3 separate regions of the Homo sapiens genome follow, and all the other regions are linked to region 1. A link is an interaction called in ENCODE POLR2A ChIA-PET data of the cell type or tissue named here. Cell type or tissue: PC-9. All regions are shown on one strand. Each heading gives the region's core, and the rest is flanking DNA. Links, peaks and the distances in the headings are about the cores only. Region 1 overlaps PNKD (PNKD metallo-beta-lactamase domain containing). Region 2 overlaps TNS1 (tensin 1). Region 3 overlaps ABCB6 (ATP binding cassette subfamily B member 6 (LAN blood group)).

What was found. Peaks named below come from ENCODE experiments on the same cell type or tissue, not always from the same donor. Only the 100,000 strongest peaks of a DNase experiment are listed, where the experiment ranks them.
Region 2: POLR2A ChIA-PET joins it to region 1 with 8 read pairs; 1 of 35 experiments calls an interaction of 5 or more read pairs at or near these places.
Region 3: POLR2A ChIA-PET joins it to region 1 with 5 read pairs; 2 of 35 experiments call an interaction of 5 or more read pairs at or near these places.

Annotation. Positions count from the first base shown.
Region 1 is chr2:218,280,669-218,286,058 of GRCh38, forward strand. All of the region lies in intron 2 of PNKD (PNKD metallo-beta-lactamase domain containing), which reads left to right. It overlaps TMBIM1 (transmembrane BAX inhibitor motif containing 1), which reads right to left. Exons shown (of 12, transcript NM_022152.6): 2 at 1,272-1,513. The coding sequence starts at 1,473. Among named protein-coding and RNA genes, the nearest start is that of MIR6513, 3.2 kb to the left of the region's middle. RefSeq lists an enhancer at 5,202-5,390. In PC-9, for the core only: no CTCF peak of the experiment used is centred there; DNase peaks (open chromatin) are centred at 983, 2,213 and 3,873; H3K4me3 peaks cover 2,726 bases; H3K27ac peaks cover 4,000 bases.
Region 2 is chr2:217,847,490-217,854,097 of GRCh38, forward strand. TNS1 (tensin 1) reads right to left here. Exons shown (of 33, transcript NM_001387777.1): 19 at 21-1,598. Among named protein-coding and RNA genes, the nearest start is that of SNORA115, 17 kb to the left of the region's middle. In PC-9, for the core only: no CTCF peak of the experiment used is centred there; a DNase peak (open chromatin) is centred at 3,032.
Region 3 is chr2:219,209,767-219,216,374 of GRCh38, forward strand. It overlaps ABCB6 (ATP binding cassette subfamily B member 6 (LAN blood group)), which reads right to left. Exons shown (of 19, transcript NM_005689.4): 4 at 6,598-6,608; 5 at 6,231-6,414; 6 at 5,195-5,316; 7 at 4,623-4,732; 8 at 4,355-4,420; 9 at 4,060-4,185; 10 at 3,824-3,900; 11 at 3,673-3,736; 12 at 3,475-3,560; 13 at 3,242-3,299; 14 at 2,621-2,725; 15 at 1,168-1,342; 16 at 945-1,057; 17 at 615-709; 2 more. The coding sequence ends at 172. Among named protein-coding and RNA genes, the nearest start is that of ABCB6, 5.9 kb to the right of the region's middle. In PC-9, for the core only: CTCF peaks have their summits at 1,983 and 2,184; no DNase peak of the experiment used is centred there.

The sequences.
Region 1 (5,390 bases), core at 424-4,423:
GGGGTTCAGAGATGCTGCAGGGCTGCAAACATTCCCTGAATGCCTGAATGCCTGAATGCCTCTTTGGGAACTACTTTTAAAATCCACGCTTGAGCCACCCAGGAAGACTCACTGCACTCTAACTTCACCTCATTTCCTTTTTTTTTTTTTTTTTTTTTTTGAGATGGAGTTTCGGTCTTGTTGCCCAAGCTGGAGTGCAAAGGCGTGATCTCGGCTCACCGCAACCTCCACCTCCCGGGTTCAAGCAATTCTCCTGCCTTAGCCTCCTGAGTAGCTGGGATTACAGACGCATGCCACCACGCCCGGCTCATTTTTTGTATTTTTGGTAGAGACAGGGTTTCACCATGTTGGCCAGGCTGGTCTCAAACTCGTGATCCGCCCATCTCAGCCTCCCAAAGTGTTGAGATTACAGGCATGAGCCACCGTACCCGGCCTCTTTTTTTGTTTTGTTTTGTTTTTTGTTTTTTTTTTGGTTTTTTTTTTGAGACAGAGTCTTGCTCTGTTGCTCAGGCTGAAGTGCAGTAGTGCGATCCTGGCTCACTGCAACCTCCACCTCCTGGGATTGCAAGCGATTCTCCTGCCTCAGCCTCCTGAGTAGCTGGGATTACAGGTGCACGCCACCACACCCGGCTAAGTTTTTGTATTTTTAGTGGAGATGGGGTTTTGCCATGTTGGCCAGGCTGGTCTCGAATTCCTGACCTCAGGTGATCTGCTCGCCTCAGCCTCCCAGAGTGCTGGGATTACAGGCGTGAGCCACCGCGGCCGGCCTCACCTCATTTCTGACCAAACACAAGCATGTCCCTGCCATGATGTTTACCAAACTTGGCTCCAAATGTCTTTTGCAAAAGTCAGATTTCACTTTAAAGGATGAGGAAAGTGGTTCAGGTTCCCAAAGGAGTTCCTAAGGAAGTCGACAGGTCTGGGAGGTGGCAGCAGCTTGTTGGCCGCTTGTTGGGAAACAGAGCTGGTGCCCTGAGGTAACCCCTCAGGAGTCATTACTTGGCCCAGCCCCATTCTCCTGTGGTGTGTACGTTCTGGGACATGCCTCATGGATCTCCTTGAACAAAGGGGGCAGCAAGTGGCTGGGGGCCAGTTGCTGAGGCAAAAAGTGGAGGGTAACAAAGACAGAAACAGAGGGAGAGATCTCAACAGAGAAGATGAGAAAGGGATTTAAGGGAAACTAGAAGAGAAAAGGGGCAGGAGGCGGTGGCCTCATCTGCTCCAAGTGCTGTCCCTCCCACCCACCTTCCATCTGCCCTTCCAGGACTCACCGTAGTTCATGGGCATCGGGTGGGTGGGGGGCATGGGCTGTGGGTAGCCAGCAGGGTGACCGTAGCCAGGCTGCGGGTAGCCAGGGTAGGCAGGATACCCTCCTGGCAGGACAGATGGCTGCCCATAGCCCCCAGGGGGCGGAGGGCCTGGGTACAGGGGGTTGCGGTCTTCATATGGTGGTGGGGCGCTGGGGTTGGACATGGCTGCTCACGGGCTGAGGGGGAACCCCAGCTGCTGGGACCTGAAATGGGAGAGGAGAAAAGCAATCGTGAATGCCCAGGCCCAGCTCACTCAGCCTCATGGGCCCACTTCCAGCCTTGTCCAGGCTGCCTCCGTGGAGAGGAACACCACCTATTTTCTCCTTAGAGGGCAGCGTGTGATTTGCTGTCCACAGGCCACCTCCCCACCAACTGGGCTCCTGTCCCTCCTGCCTTTGCGCCTGCTTCTTGTCCACAGGCCTCTCACTGTGCAGCTCCCCAGCCATAGGAAAGCAGGAGGAAGGATTCGCTGAGGAGAGAGGGAACCAGGGAGCCTGGGAACTCCCTGTTGTGGTTTAAGAAAACCTTCCAGTTTTGGTGGCTTGATGGCAGAACCAGCGAAGAAGCCAGATGGGCCAGGCACAGCCTCCTGGCGACTCACAGGGCCAGCTGGGACCCTCTGAAAGGGTCAGCTCTGCCCCTGCCACAGCTGACGGGGATGCCAGGCCTGGAAGCCAGAGCTGGGTTGGAGCCAAGGCTCAAAGTGGAGAGCCGGGGGAAGAAGTGGAGGAAAACAAGCTAGCCCCAGTGCCAGAGCTGCCAGGCCCCGAGGAGGAAGGGATCCAGGGACCCGGGGGCCAGTGGCAGGCTGAGTCAGGAAGCCTGAGAAGCAGGAGTGGGTGGTACAGGGGCTGGGGGCAGGGAGGCTGTGCCAAAGGGCCAGCTTGAGACAGGACTTTCTGGTTCCTTCAAATAACAGCGGTGGCGTGTCAGAAAGGCATGCGGCAGCCTGCGACCACAGCTGCTCTCTGGCCTTGCTAGGGAAGAGAGAGTGAGTGCACGGCCCCTCGCCCTCCCCCTTACCCCCACCCTGGAGGGGGAGACAGATGTTCTGAATCCCAGGCTCTCTGTGAGTTCTACCTGTCTTCCAGGTGCAGTGCTAGCAGGGAGGACAAAGAGCTGAGGAGTCAGGCCACAAGGTCAAGGGAATGCCTTCCCTGCAGCAGGAAGAGCCCCATAGCCAGGGGAGGGCCAAGAAACCAGGGGGAGGGAACCCCAAACTGGAGTTGGAAGGGACCTCAGGGCCATAAGCCCCAAATGCTCACTTCAGATGAGAGAATGCAGGCCCTGAACAGGGAAGTGATTCCCCAGAACCCCAGAACTCGCAGGTCAGTGGCATAACCAGGACGGAGGCCTTCCAGATCCTGGGTCCAGGTCCTTCATGTTATGCGGTGCTCTTATGCCTCCTCTGCCAGTTACTGTCCTCTGGGCCTGGTGGTCCCCTCTGAGGTAGCAGAGATGCAGGCTTAGGAGGAGCTAAGGAAGCCCCTAGAGGGCCCCTGCATCCCCAGTAAGGACAAGCCCTGGCAGTCTGGGCTCGACAGGGCCACCACCTCTTCTAGAGCATCTACAGGGGGCTTTAGGATCCCCAAGGAGGACACCCCCAGATGCAGGTCAGCAGACACCAGAGGCTCTCAGAGGCTCTGCTGGAAGCAAGAGAGACCAGCGTCTCTTTTTAGGGCACATTGCATAGTTCGGGGATCAAATAAAGGACTGTCTTATCTCTTCTCTTTTATGACAACTGGGATAATTCAGAGAGGGGAAGGTGGCAGGGAGGGTTGAGGAGGGGGAATTGAATAAAAGTCCAGGTCTCTAAGTGGGTTATTTTGAGGAAAGCTGTTCTTCATCTCCCTAGAGGGGCTGGGATAGAACCAGGGCAAGAATGTCAGGTCAGAAATACAAAGCTGGCAGGGTGCGGTAACTCACGCCTGTAATCCCAGCACTTTAGAAGACTGAAGTGGGCAGATCATGAGGTCAGGAGTTCGAGACCAGCCTGGCCAACATAGTGAAAACCTGCTCTACTAAAAATGCAAAAATTAGCCAGGCATGGTGGCATGTACCTGTAGTCCCAGTTACTCAGGAGGCCGAGGCAGGAGAATCACTTGAACCTGGGAGGCAGAGGTTGTGGTGAGCTGAGATCGCGCCACCGTACTCCAGCCTGGGCAACAGAGTGAGACTCCATCTCAAAAGAAAAAAAAAAAAAAGCACTGGCCGGAAAGGCTCTGTGGGCAGAAACCCCAACCGTGATGTCACCATGACGTGTCCCAGCACCTCCTCAGGGTGCACCTCTGTGAAATAAGGTGGGGGCGACACGACCTCTAAGCCCACTGCCCCCTCTAACAACAGACTATGATTCTGGGAACTCGGCTCTGCAGGGCCTGACCTTTGCTCGGCCAGAGAGCTGCCCCTGCTCCCTCCTCTGAGCCAAGCAGGGCAAACAGCTAACTTTCCAGACCAAGGGACTGTGGCAGCCACCGGGTGAAAGGTGCCTCAGAGAGAAGGGTCAGCCTCGGATGGGCCACGGGGACTCCAAGGTTCTGGTGCAGCTCAGCGGGTGCTGACTCAGAGCTTCACTCCTGCCTCTCTTGCCCCTCCCTTTCAGGCTTTTGGTTTCAGAAGCATGTGCTAGTAGGCCTGCCTGCACTGCACACAGCAGTTTCCAGGCCAGTCCTTCGGGTACCTCAGCCACCAGCCCATCCACACCAGAAACTACCATGACCATTTCAACTCACTATGCCTCAGTTTCTTCACCTGGAAAATGGGTCTCACACTAGTAATAGTACCCTCCACGGGGTTGCTATAAAAATTAAGTGAGAAAATACACATAGAAGGCTGGGCACAGTGGCTCACGCCTGTAATCTCAACACTTTGAGAGGCCGAGGCAGGTGGATCACCTGAGATCAGGAGTTCGAGACCAGCCTGGCCAAATGGTGAAACCCCGTCTCTACTAAAAATATAAAAATTAGCTGGGCATGGCAGCAGGCGCCTAGAATCCCAGTTACTCGGGAGGCTGAGGCAGGAGAATCGATTCAACCTGGGAGGCGGAGATTCCAGTGAGCCACAATCGTGCCACTGCACTCCAGCCTGGGTGACAGAGTGAGACTTTGTCTCGAAGAAAATAAAAAAGAAAATACACATAAAGTGCTTAGAATGAAACCCGACCCCTGATCAATGGGGATAAAGGTTGGTTATTTTCATTAAATCCTTACAACAGTCCAGCAAGTTAATACTGTTATTATTATTCCCATTTACAAATGAAGAGATTGAGGCACAGAAGAATTAAATCACTTGGCCAAGATAACCTAGCTAGAGTGTGATGAAGTCAAAATGAGCCCCAAGACTGACTCCCAAGCCCCTGCTCTTAATCCCTAACCTGAAAACACCCTGTCTATCCAACCTTCTCATCACTTCTGCCATAGCTTCCATCTAAAACCCTCTCATGGGTTTTAGCCTCAACAGGAGGCTGACACAAGTGGAAGCCAAACTACTCAGGCCCTCCACACCACCACAGGGCTCACAGCCTGGCCAACGGCCCCAGGAGAAGAGGGTGGCCCAGGCTTGGAGATACATAAAGGTCAGAGCTGGAAAGAAACTCACCCAAGGACAGCCAACCCCTCACTTTACCAACTAGACAGCCACAGCACAGGAACCTGTCCTTGGTTACCGAGCTGGTCCTGGGGACAGGACGAGATCCTAGCTGTCTACATAGAGAGACCTGGGCACAGGAGAGGAAACCCCAGCATTAACGCTAGCCAGGGGAGTTGCTAAACTCAGCCACACTCACCTCTGAGCAGTGCCAAGAACACTGTCAGACTGGCAAGAGCCTCCGGGGACCAGGGCTGCCGGGTTTGGCAGCTTTAGAGCCTGCTCTTGGGCTTCTGCCCAGCCTCCATGAGGGCCCTGGCCACTTCCACATCAGCAAGGCCTCCACTAGGGATGAGGTTTGGGGCTGGCATCTGCCTAGGTAGCAGCAAAGGGGGAAAGGGTCAGTGTTTACTTTCGTAGCTATGTCTAAGGGTGGAGGCTAGAGAAGAATGGAGGGTAAGGGAAGGAGGGAGAAGGGGAGAGAGATCACGAGAC
Region 2 (6,608 bases), core at 1,069-5,068, 430 kb before region 1:
CAGGACTGAATACCTCTTACCTGCTACCCTGTGGGCCACCAGCCCTTCTAAATTCAATGGCTCCTCCTCTGGAGTCCGGGAGGGGTCTGAAGTCGCTTCCTTTGGTGAGAGCAGAGGCTGAGCAGTGAGGCCAGGGAGAGAGGCTGGGGGTTGCTGAGGCCCTGGAGGGCTGTGGGTGGTCGGAAGGAAGGCAGGCAAGGAGGAAGAGGCTGGGCTCTTTGAATGGAAATCCTGGTTAGGCCCAGCCAAACATGGCTGATAGTCATAAGGTGAGTAAGACCTGCCAGGAGGGACAGACTCCAGAGAGGCCCGTGGGGCTGGCTCAGGGGTTCCCAACGAATGCCCACTGGGGATATAGCCAGATCTGGACTGGGTCAGTGGATGGGACTGACGGGAGGATCCAGAGAGGGGCTGGGAGGAGAGTGGAGAAGCCCCTGGCCAGGCCCCGGGGACACTCTGGGACTTGTGTAGTGGGGCAGCAGCGGAGGCTGGCTCCAGGTCCAGCATCAGCATATTGAGTGTTTCGATGGACTGTTCAATCTCCTGCTGGGAGGCTGCTCGCGGGAACTCAGGGAGACTGGGGATGGGGGTCTCTGCCAATGGCTGAGGGCTGGGCCTGCTGGCTACAAGACTCTCCAAGTGGGCTCTTTCCTGCTGGCGTGGAGGTGGGCGAGGCTGCTGCTGCTGCTGCTGCTGCTGCTGCCACGAATTCAGTCCCCTTTGCACAGCCTCCCGGCTGCTTCCCCCTCGGACCGGAGCTGGGGGCAGCTGGGGTTCAGCTTCCGAAAAGGATTGAGAGCGGAACATACCGCTGGGGTCATGGGCATAGTGGGAGGTGGTCACTGGCTGTGGCCAGGCTGGGTGGGGCCCCTCCCTCTGGTAGCCAGCTAAACCCTCCTGTGCAGAGTAGGAGGGCCGCATGGGGGCCGTGTGGCCAGCATGGGCAGGCCCCGCCCGGCTGGCAGACTCGTAGGGGTAGCCTCCTCCATTGACCATAGGCTCCATGGGGTAGGACTTGTCCAGACCGTTGGTCAGTGGGGACAGGGCCTCTGGGTAGCCCCCCTCACTGGTGTTGGTGACCCCGTCCAGAGAAGAGAGTGTGCCCATGCTGCCCGCACTGTGACCATCCTGGTTTGGCAATTCATCGTCCAGGATGTCTGTCTCCCGCTCAGATGCTAACGCCCCACCATTGACATGAACCTGGGCTGGGACAACGTGGCGTCCAGAGGAGGGCACAGCCGAGCCCCCTGCTGGGCGGGACCTGAGGTGCTGGGTGTGGTACATGGCGCCTTGCTTCTCTCGCTCTAAGCCAAAGCCACTCAGCAGGCGGTCCAGCTCCCGCTTCTCCTGGGGACTCAAGGCAGCAGTGGCACTGGAGGCCCCGGGGACAGGCTCGTCGGTCTTGTCGGTCTTGGTGGAGGCTGTGGAGTTGCCCGAGTCGCTGCTCACAGAAAGCGTGTGTTCCACGTGGTTGGGGGTGGCCGACAGTGTAGGACGTGTGGCATTAACAGCCCCGGTGCTGCCGTGCAGGGAGTCTTTCTTCTTCACCTTAGCATACAGGCTCCCATCTAGTGGCCCCTGCGTGTGTCCCACCACCTCTGCAAGGGACAGAGCCGGAGGGGAGACAACAGACAACAGACATTAGCGGGAGGCAGGGGTATCATCCACTCTGCCAGAGAAAGAAGCTAAGAGCTCCCATGCCCTGCATCCTAAAACCTCCTCTCACCACCCTGAGGTGGGGAAAAGGGGAGCTGACAGAAAGACCTCTACCCCAGGCTTTGGGGCAGAGCCTCACCAACACTCAGCTTCAGGGCCGGGCAGTGGAGCCCAACACTGAGCAGGAAGTGCTGGGGGCAAATCGCTCCAGTCCCAAGCCTAGCTCTGGCATTTCACCAGCTTCCTGACCAGAGGCATGAATAACTCTCTGAGCCAGCCTCCTGGTCCATAAAATGGGGATAATAATAGAATCTGGTTGAACCATCTGAAATTGCCAATATTCATTAAATACACTGTGCTTTGAGTTTAAATGAGTTGACACATGACATGCTGAGACCAGTTCCTGGCACGTGATGGGAGTTCAACAGCTGGGAGCCCTAACCATCACCATTATGAGTATCATTAATTCCTGAATGACCATTTCCAAAGCATCCTCAGTCCCCTCCGCCACCCCATCTCAAAAAGTCTCACCCCTGCTTCGATGTCTGGAGTTCCCACTCTGGATTAGAGGCAGAATGCCAGGAGAGTAGCCATTGCCTTGAATGCCCATAGAGGTATCAGCATGGACGGCCAGTCGCCCCGAGGATAGCCTTTGCCCACGGAAGCAGGGGGAGAACCCAGGAGGGCAGTAGGGTGCAGCAAAGGGCCCCACCATGCCCAAGGTGGTGGTGGCAGGGAGGCTGAAGGCAGAGCTGGGACTCTCTAAGACAAGCTTGCCCTCAGCTAGATTTGTCTCCAGCTCAATGCAAAGGATGTGATAGAACCATTCAGAGATACAATGTCATTCATGCTGCCCACTGCCACATTTCCAGAGGCTCCTCCCAGCTCCTCCCCAGCACTGCCCACTCCTGATGGACCCCTACCCCTCCACCAGCAAGCTCAGCCCATACCACTCAAGACTCCAGGAAAGGGACGCGGGTCCTGGGAAGGTATGCCGGGCAGGATCACAGCAGGTCTGCAAAGACGAGCATCCTGATCCCACTGCTCTGAGCCAGCCCGGGGGCCCCTGAAGAACAGGCCAAGGTGGGGCTCAGCCAAGCCAACAGTCCCTGTGCCAGAGGGGACACGCTTTTCCTATGCTGGAGGATGGGGGGCATATAGGGTGCTGATGCAGGGGGTTCAGGGACTAGGGCAGGAGGGGAAGCGTCTTAGGGATCGTGAACACAAAAACAAGATGTCTTCATGGGGGAGAGGGTCCTCTTGTCTGCAGACAGCTCTGAGGACCCCCCTGAGCAACACTTTCTCTGGAAGGAAAAAGTGAGCGCTGGGTGGCTCGGGGCCAAAGGGCTGACTCAGGAATGAAGAACTTCCCCGCCCAGAGGAACTCAGTGATTTCACACCCTGTACAGTCAGCAGCCCAGCCACCAGCCCCGACAGACACACACACACACACACACACACACACACACACACACACACGCACGCACGCACCTCCCCTTACTCTAATCCAGGCTCTCCGTTAGCAAGGAAAAAAGCCAGCTCCCAAAGACTGCACCAGCTCCAGCCAGACACCAGCAGTCACACACCGAGCCAGACAAAAAGACAGTAAGAGATCACCCAAATCAGAAACACCCAGGCATGAGCACACACTAGGTGCCACACAATGCCAAGAACCACAGTCAGACAGCACCGGCATGAACATGTACACACAAATACCAACAACAGTGACCACCGTGCAGTGAGCACAGCGCAAACGCCAACACTTCGCCAGGCACTCTACACGCACATCCTCTCTAGCCATCGCCTCCGAGCCAGACAGTATTACACCCATCACAGTAAGGGAGAAACTGAGCCTCTGAGAGGGGAAACCATTTATGTGCCAACAATGCTACCTGATAAAGCCAAGATTTAAAATCAGAGCTAATTTCCTTCAAACAGTATGTAATTTTTATTATGCTACACCTCCCTCATATCACAAACACACACACACACACATACACACAAATTAGAATAAACACATAACAGGCAGGAATACCCCCAAATAAATACTTAAAGCCACAAATATTTCAGAAAATACAAATGTTCCTACCATGCCCAAGGATCAGCCCTTAGGCCAGAAGTGGCAGCCTCTAAAAATAAACACTCTGACAGAAGCCCATGGCCAAAAACAAGTGATCAGACAACCACAAAACAGGAACATCCCAATCAACATACACACACACAGACCACAGGCCAGCCATGTTACAACACAGAGAACTGGCACAAAGATGCTCCACCAGGCACTTGCATCCCTCTACACACACACACACACACACACACACACACACACCCCAGGGACTGGATGCCCTCCTCATTTACTGACCTCTCCAGATCCACCCCTCTGCCCCCAGTTTTCCCCAAGGCTTTGGGACCTCAGCCAACACCAGCCCCAGACAACACAGGACCAAAGTATTGCAGCAGCCCAGGGCCCAGGGCCCAGGGCTGGTCTGAACTGAAAAGGGGTTTTGGCTAAAATACATTCTGAATCTCCACCAACCTGGCCCTGTGCCTAGACCCCTAAAGGCTGCTAAGATGCAGGACCAGGCACAGCTGCCTCTTCCAACCCCCTATTATCATCGTAAAGGGGTCCTCTCCCTGTAGGATGAGGGAGGCTGACCTTCATGCCCACTCTCTCCAAAGAACTGAGCTCCTTGCTACACATAAAAGAAGAGACCTCAGCCTGGCATGGTGACTCATGCCTGTAATCCCAGCACTCTGGGAGGCTGAGGCAGGTGGATCACCTGAGGTCAGGAGTTGAAGACCAGCCTGGCCAAAATGGTGAAACCCCACCTCTACTAAAAATACAAAAAATTAGCCAGGCGTGGTAGCACATGCCTGTAATCCCAGCTACTCGGGAGGCTGAGGCAGAAGAATCACTTGAACCTGGGAGGCAGAGGTTGCAGTGAGCCGAGATCGCACCATTGCACTCCAGCCTGGGTGACAGAGCAAGACTCCATCTCAAAAAAAAAGAAGAGACCCCAGCCGCCTGTTTCTAGGGGGCAAAGCACTGAAGACAGGAGCCTCTGATGCACTCATAGCTCTGGGGTGGTTCTCTTGAGGATGGGGCCCCTTGGACAAGTTGGCCGAAATCTGAAGAGCTGGCTTTCCTTCTCACTGTCCCTAGAAAGCTGCAGGCCCCCTCCTGAGCCAGGGCACCCCCTCTGCCACCTACACTGTGAGGTGCCAGAATTTCCCTCCTGGGCCAGTGATCCCCTCCATCCTTTGTGCCTCCTCATCCCCCACGTTCATGCTCATGTGGTCTGAGAAGTGGGGAGCTGCAAAGCAAAGGCTGGTGTGTCCAGTGGCTTCCCCACTTAGACATGTTCCACAGTGAGAGCCATGGGGGCAAATTCAAATCAGAAAGCACATAGGCCCCTGCAGCATCTCAGTCATGACTAACAGAAAAACTATGAAGGCATCCCCCAGGCAGGAGAGAGAATTGACTACCTGATATCTCAGCCCTTCCTTGCCCCTGTGGCCAAGCCCCACTCAGCATCGATTTTGAAAATGTCAATGTTAAACTTGTTCTGTCATGTAATCTATCCCCAAGTGGGCTCCTGTTTGCAGCAACAACATCAGGAACAATCATAGCCAAGCCACTAAGGCATAGTAAGAAAATCGAACAGATGCAAATTGTTTAATTAACTCCTGTTCGCTAACTACAAATGGAAATGTCTCTTGGCCCCAGATTGCACCCTCCAGGCCACTCAGCACCTTTGCTGAGTTGTCCTCTTCCTATCCAAGGGAGGTTTTGAGAATACCCAGGCTGATCCCAGGCCTGTCCAGCCCTGATGAGGACTCTGCTGAAACCCCAGCATAGCAGCAGGATCTGTGGAGCACGTGCCCCTCCTCCTCCCACCAGAGACAAGACAAAAGTCCCCCAGCCCCCACTCCGGCACACACACTCTCATCATTCCCTTCTCACCATCCACCACGGCCACATTAGAGCTTTTTACCGGGACCACAAGAAGCCGGAACACAATGTTGGTTTCAATCCATCAAGGCAGGAAGGGCAAAAGAGAGACGGGGGCAGAGAGGACAGGAGTGAAATAAGGTAGAGGAGGATAAGAGAGGGACTTAAGGGAGGCTGGGGAGGTGGCTTTACAGCTCTTAATCTGAGGGGTCTCCAGAGCCATCCTCTTGAAGTCCCAGCAGCCACAAAGGGAGTGATCAGTTCAGGGGAATGCATCTCAGATGAGAGGAGGCTGGACATCCAGAACAATGGGGCATGGGCTAGAGGGAGGGGTCTGCATGTTTGGGGGCTGTGGGCATTGTCACGGGTGACAATGGAGTGGGATAAACTGAAGCAGAAACACAAGCTGCAGGCAGCCCCAAGTGGAGAGCTCCAGGCCCCAAGCCCAGCCAGCCTGGACATCTGCTCTTGTGGGCTGAAAGGTCCAGTGTCCTGCCCATTCCTCTTGGTGGTTGCAAAACCCAAAATCTCTCCATGGCCCCACTGTCTTTGTCTGAGGATGTCTCCCTGCTCTTCTCAGCAGCTGCAGAGAGTTCCAGACTCCACCCTCGATGCTGAGCTTGATTGCACCACGGGGCCTTTATTCCAGGGCAGCCATAATCCAGATGCACGAGTCATGCTTTTGGAAAGCTCTGAGGAAAATCCCCAGCTGACTAGGGTGTGCACCCACTCCCCGGGGCTCCCTCCCAGAAAAGGGTGCAGAGGTGTGTGCGGCACTAGCCATGCAGCTCAGGCTGGGATGCAGGAAAGTAAGGATGCAGCCATCTCACACACTTAAAAAAGAACGAAGGAAACAAATAGGGGATGTTAAAGTCACACGGTTTCAGGGCAGCTGTTTTCTAATTCTGATGTTCACAAGAACCTCCTCTGGAGATTGTTAAAAATCTAGATTTCAGGACCCTATCCCCAGGGACTTCCACTCAGAGGCCTGGGGTGGGGC
Region 3 (6,608 bases), core at 1,325-5,324, 930 kb after region 1:
CCTCGCACAGTCCACATTTTTATTTCCCCAAAAGATGTTTTTCGGAAAGGTCCCTTTCCCTTACCATAGCTAGCACCATACCCCAAGACCAGGATGAAATAAGCCAGGGAAAGGAGACACATCTTATTCCCTTCTGGGTTAGTCTTTGAGAGGGAAGTGGCCAAACTTTTGTCACCGTTCCATGGTCTGAGGCTTAGTGTCTTCAGAGGTTTCTTCCTGTCCCTGCTGCAGCTGCCACATGTCAGCATACACCCCACCTCGGGACAACAGAGCCTCGTGTCTGGGGTGAGGAGAAAAGTGTGAGTCCTAACCATTAGTTTTACCCCGAGGGTCCTTGCCACCAGCCCACAGAGAGGACGGGATGGGAAGGGAGGTCCCCTCCAGAAGCCCCTGGGACTTCATGCCCCCTTTCCTGGAGCCCCCAATTCAGAAGACCTGTCCTTTTGATCTATGTGTCTCTTACCGTCCCCTCTCCACGATGCAGCCATCCTTGATGACGAGGATCTGGTCAGCATTGACCACAGTTGAGAGCCTGAGAAGTCAAAGATCAGTCGCCTACTACCCCACCCAAAGCGGGCCACATCACCAGCCGCCCCAGGCCTGTAGTCCTGTACCTGTGTGCCACTACGATGGTGGTGCGGTTGGCACAGACTTTGGCCAGAGAAGCCTGGATGGCCCTCTCATTAGATGTATCCAGCGCTGACGTTGCCTATAGAGAGGGTCCAGGTAAAACTGCTCCTGCCACTCAAAACCCTCAATGGAAGGAGGCAGGCTGCTGGCTGAGGCCTCAAGAATACACAAGAGCCTTGTTTGGGCTTGAGAACTGGAAAGTGTGTTTTGTGAGATTTGAATTCATGGTATCTGTTCTAGGTGGGGACAGTGCCCAGGAGGAACGGCTTGAGCATACACAAGGCAGGAAGGAGGGGAGGAGACCCAGGGCGCACCTCATCCAGCAGAATGATGCCCGGAGCCTTGAGGATGGTGCGGGCAATGGCGACGCGCTGCTTCTCCCCGCCGCTCAGCTTCAGTCCCCGCTCGCCCACCTGTGTCCTGTACCCTGTGGATATTACCCACCACACGTTTCTTACGAAACGGAGGGAACAGGGGTCAGGGATTAGCAGGACAACACCAGGAGGGGAGGGGACTCTCTGCAAAGGAATCTCTCACCTTCAGGGAAAGCCATAATGGCATCATGGATGCCTGCAGCCTGAGCAGCAGCCTCCACCTCATCATTCCCAGCTGTGACACGGCCGTAACGGATATTGTCGGCGATGGTGTCATTAAAGAGGACAGTGTCTTGGGGCACAACTCCAATGTGAGACCGGAGAGAGGCCTGGGTCACCTAGGGCCAAAAGACCACACACTCTGCCTTATGAGATACCCCCAAGGCCTGGGAGGCAGGGTGGGCTGGCCGGAAGCACGTGGGATAAGAGGCTGTGGTAATAATCCCACCATCACTGCCCCATATCCTAGCCGTGTGGGCAAATCACTCCTCTCTGTTTCCCCATCTTCTCTTCCTGCTTCACCAGATTGCTGCAGATGTTTTGTTTTGTTTTTGGATAGAGTCCACTCTGTCACCCAGGCTGGACTGCAGTGGCAAAATCTCGGCTTACTGCAGCCTTGACCTCCTGGCTCATGCAATCCTCCTACCTCAGCTTCCTGAGTAGCTGAGACCACAGGTGCTTGAGACTACGTCAAGCTAATTTTTAATTTTTTGTTGAGATGGGGTTGCCAGGTATGTTGCCCAGGCTGGTCTCAAAATCCTGGACTCAAATGATCCTGCTGCCTTGACCTCCTAAAGTGTTGGGATTACAGGTGTGAGCCACCACACCTGGCTACAGAATATCGTTGTACCTTTTTTTTTTTTTTTTTTTTGTTTTGCTTTTTGTTTTGAGACAGGGCCTTGCTCTGTCACCCAGGCTGGAGTGCAGTGGCATGATCATAGCTCACTACAGCCTCCTGGTGGGACTACATGTGTGTGCCACCATGGCCAGCTAATTTTTTTTTTTTTTTTTGAGACAGAGTCTTGCACTCTTGCCCAGGCTGGAGTGCAGTGGCGCCATCTCGGCTCACTGCAAGCTCCGCCTCCTGGGTTCACACCATTCTCCTGCCTCAGCTTCCCGAGTAGCTGGGACTACAGGCGCCCGCCACCACGCCCAGCAAATTTTTTGTATTTTTCGTAGAGACGGGGTTTCACTGTGTTAGCCAGGATGGTCTCGATCTCCTGACCTTGTGATCCGCCCACCTCAGCCTCCCAAAGTACTGGGATTACAGGTGTGAGCCACCGCGCCCAGCAATTTTTGTATTTTTTGTAGAGAGGGTGTTTTGCCATGTTGCCCAGGCTGGTCTTGAACTCCTGGGCTCAAGTGATCCACCTGCCTCGGCCTCCCAAAGTGCTGGGATTATAGGCATGAGCCACTGCGCCCAGCCCTTTGTAGCTTTTATGGCACCATACAAATCCTTAACATGACTACTTTACTTGTGTGACTGTAGGTTATATCATGCTAGAATGGCCCTAGTTTTTTTGCAAGGGTGACATCTCCTCTCTCTGGACAGCCAGCCCTTATCATTCCTCCACACGTAGACCCCTAAACCACCGTCTTCTCCAGAGCAACCCTACCTGTGAAATGTCCTGCCCATCTATTCGGATGCAGCCAGAGCTGATGTCGTAGAAGCGAAACAGCAGGCGCAAAATTGTGCTCTTCCCTGCCCCAGATGGGCCCACCTGTTGCATTGGAAATGGGAAAAATCTCAGGCCCACTGGCTTTTTTTTTGAGACCGAATCTCACTCCGTCACCCAGGCTGCAGTGCAATGGCGCGATCTCAGCTCACTAGAACCTCTGCCTCCCAGGTTCAAGCGATTCTCTTGCCTCAGCCTCCCTAGTAGTGGGATTATAGGCACCCGCCACCATGCCCGGCTAATTTTTGTATTTTTAGTAGAGATAGGGTTTCACCATGTTGGTCAGGCTGGTCTTGAACTCCTAACCTTAGGTGATCTGGCCACCTAAGCCTCCCAAAGTGCTGGGATTACAGGCATGTGCCACCGCAGCCGGCCGAGGCCCACTGGCTTTTGAGGTTCCCTCTCCAAGAGGTCACCAGTGTCCATGGAGGCTGCACCATTCAATCCGGTTGCCTATCGTGACTGGGCTCTCTGACTCCACAGCCTGGGTCACAAGCTACCATGGGCACTGAATGAGGGAAGCTTGAGGCATCTGGGCCAAGTGGCTGGGTCTCCTCTCACCAGGGCAAGTGTCTGTCCAGGCATCACAGTGAAAGACACGTCCTGCAGAGTCTCCCGCCTGCAAGGAAAGGTGGGGTTGCTCAGCAGGCACCTTCCATCACCAGAGCTGCTAGTAGGCCCTGCCCCTCCCCTGCCCAGGCTCTTTTCCAAAAGCAGGGATTCAGAGCACTGAGAAGCAGGAAGGCAGTGTGCAAATGAACGGAAAAGCAAAGGAAGCAAAAGGAAGGCCTCACCCATCGGCATAGCTGAAGTGCACGTTCTCAAACTCAATACGGCCCTTCTGAAAGCGAAGGGGCCCTGCTCCAGGAAGGTCCTTCACCTGGAAGGGCACCACCCATGTGTGCTGAGGTTCTCAGCTTTGTGTTTTCCAAGCACGAGAAACACCACACAGCTCCTCCCTCCCCAAACCCTACTCCTCTCCCTTCGCTCACTTCTGTCTCCTCTTTCAGCAAGTCAAACATGTTCTCCATGTCAATGAAGTTGGTCTGGATCATCCTGCAAAAAGGTGCTGGTTAGGACTTCTCTGAGTAGCCAGGAAATAATAATGTGCCCTGGACAGGTGAGGGCCAGGGCTCAGATTACCTGTAGTAGGTGCCAAACCAATTGAGGGGCATGTACAGCTGGATAATGTAGGTGCCAAAGAGCACATAGTCCCCAACCTGTGGCAATCAAGGAAGCAGAGCATGTCACGGGGGGCCTGCAGGCCGCTCTTCTTGTGTCACCCTGCCCACTTCCTACCGAAGAGCCTGGTGACCAGACACAGGCCTCAGGCCCCCTTTTCCTTGTGCCCCACTCTCTCATCCAAGATCCTGCCTCACCTGTAGCTTCTGCTCAGTGACAAAGTATGCGCAAAGCAGGGAGCCGGCGAGGAGCCCGAGCCCAATCACCAGGTTCTGGGTCTGATTTAGTAAAACCAGTGAAGCGCTCGACTTCCACTCCAAACCCTGAGGGCAATAACACAGGAAGAGGAATGTCCTATACACAATGGCCATCAGTGAGTCCAAACCTGGGCCCAGGCCCCTTCTACCCCAACACTCGACTATCACTCTTGGCCCTGAAAATTCTACCAGGCCAGGGCATTATTCTCCGGAGGCCTCAAACTAGCATCCTCACCTGATATTTGATGATGGCCTCTCGATAGCGTTCCACTTCGTAACTCTCGGCGTTGTAATACTTCACCTGATGAATTCAAACCAAATTTATTTGGCATGGGCACAGCACATGGCACTCGGGTCATTCCCCCCAACTCTCAATCCTCCTTCCTGAGTTCAAACATCACACACAAACATCACACCCCCAGCTCTCTGTCAGCCCCAGTGGTCCTGGTTACACTCCTCCACATCTCCACGCCTCACACCACTGCCACCGGGCCCTCTGTTACCGTCTCGAAGTTTAGCAGAGAGTCCACTGCTCGTGCCCGGGTAGCGTTCTCCTGTGTGTTCATAGCACGACGAAACTTGGTTCTCCACTCAGTGACCACAATGGTCAGGGCTGGAGAGTGACAGGATGGGGAGCAGAATAGGACATCATCCCCAAAAGCAGAGACCAAATGTCAATGTCCACTACCTGCCATGTACACACTAAGCCTATGCTCAAGCCCGGACACCCAGATTCCACAGGGAGGCACCTCTGCAGCCTGCACAAAGTCTCATGTGTAGAAAACGCTTTTGGTAAATGAAAGCAAGCTGCATCTTGTTACACAAACGAGGCTTCCTTGACCTGTGTCCACGGCTCAGACTTAACGTGACAAGAATGTCCTTCCCCAGCCCCTCAGCTAGGTTAAGGTTTGATTTGACAGAAGAGACCCGCCCATCACATGACGAGCACTAGGAGCCCATTCAAGTCCACCAATCCACAGCCTCCCATAGGTGGGTCACTTGAGTGGGGGCACAGCTCATGGCCAAGGGAGTCCCTGGATAGTTCAGGGAGACGGTGTCTCCCAGCAGCACTCACTGAGGTAAAGACTCATGCACAGGAACACAATGAGGCCAAACCAGGCGTTGAAGAACATGCTGAAGTAGATGATGCCAATGATGATGTCGGCCAGCGTGGGGATGACATTGAACACCAGGTAGCTAGGAGGGCAGGTCAAGTGAATAAGAAAGGTCTGGGGGCTTAGACCCAGCAACCCTGCCTCTAGGCATTTCAGGGTAGTGTTTTATTTTCAAGCAACAGACTGGAACCAGTCTTAATTAATTCTACCCTCAAGAGGTGGGTGGCTAAATCAACCATGCTCAAACTACAGAATTCTCTGTATCAATTACAATGAATGAGGGAGACCTTCAGGCATGGAAGAAAAATATATCTCCATAATGTTCTGTTAATAAGCAACTCTGAGAATGATGGCTATGTCACAATACCATTTGTTTTAGGAAAAACCTCCACAATGCCATATTAGTTCTGTGAGTCTGCATATATAATATGTATGTAAAAATGCAAAAAAGCAGAACCCAGCTGGGCACAATGGCTCACAACTGTAATCCCAGCACTTTGGAATGCTAGGTGGGCAGATCACATGATGCTAGGAGTTCCAGGCCAGCCTGGCCAACATGGTGAAACCCTGTTTCTACAAAAAATCTAATAATTAGCCAGGCATGCTGGTGCACATCTGTAATCCCAGCTACTCAGGAGGCTGAGGCAGGAGAATTGCTTGAACCCGGGAGGCAGAGGTTGCAGTGAGCAGAGATTATGCCACTGTACTCCAGCCTGGGTGACAGAGCGTGACCCTGTCTCAAAAAAAGAGCAGAACCCAACATACTAAACAGAGTGGGAAGCTCTGAAAAAGTAAGTGCAGCTCGAAAGAGATTTGCCCTCTGCCCGCATTACCTAAGTTATTAGGAGAGCATGTATACAATAATCCTATACTTTAAAAAACACCAAGGTGGGAGCGGCAGCTTCTCAGGCGGGGTCTGTTCTCTTCCTCCCACGGGCCCCTATCCCTGCTTCTCCGGCTCCACCCTCCCACATGCCCTTTCCACTGGGGCGGCACCTGAGCAGCCCTGTGACACTGGATGTGCCCCGATCCGCGATCCGCAGCACCTCCCCTGTGCGGCGCCCCAGGTGCCAGCGCAGTGAGAGCTCGTGCAGGTGGGAGAAGATGAGCAGCTCCACCCGCCGAGACGTGAACTGCTGCACCCGGATCCACAGGAAGGTGCGCAGGTTGCTCACGAAGCCTGCAGGGAGCCGGGGGACGCCTCAGTAGGGCCTGGGAGCTGAGGGACGTCAGCCCAGCACCAGGATGTGAAAGGTCTGAGAGTACATGGGGGCTGGGGAGGAATGCTGGGAGAGGCGGATGCTGAGGGAATGCCTGTGGGAGGGACCTATACCTAGCAGGGTGAGGGCGGAGTCTCTCATACCTGTACTGCCA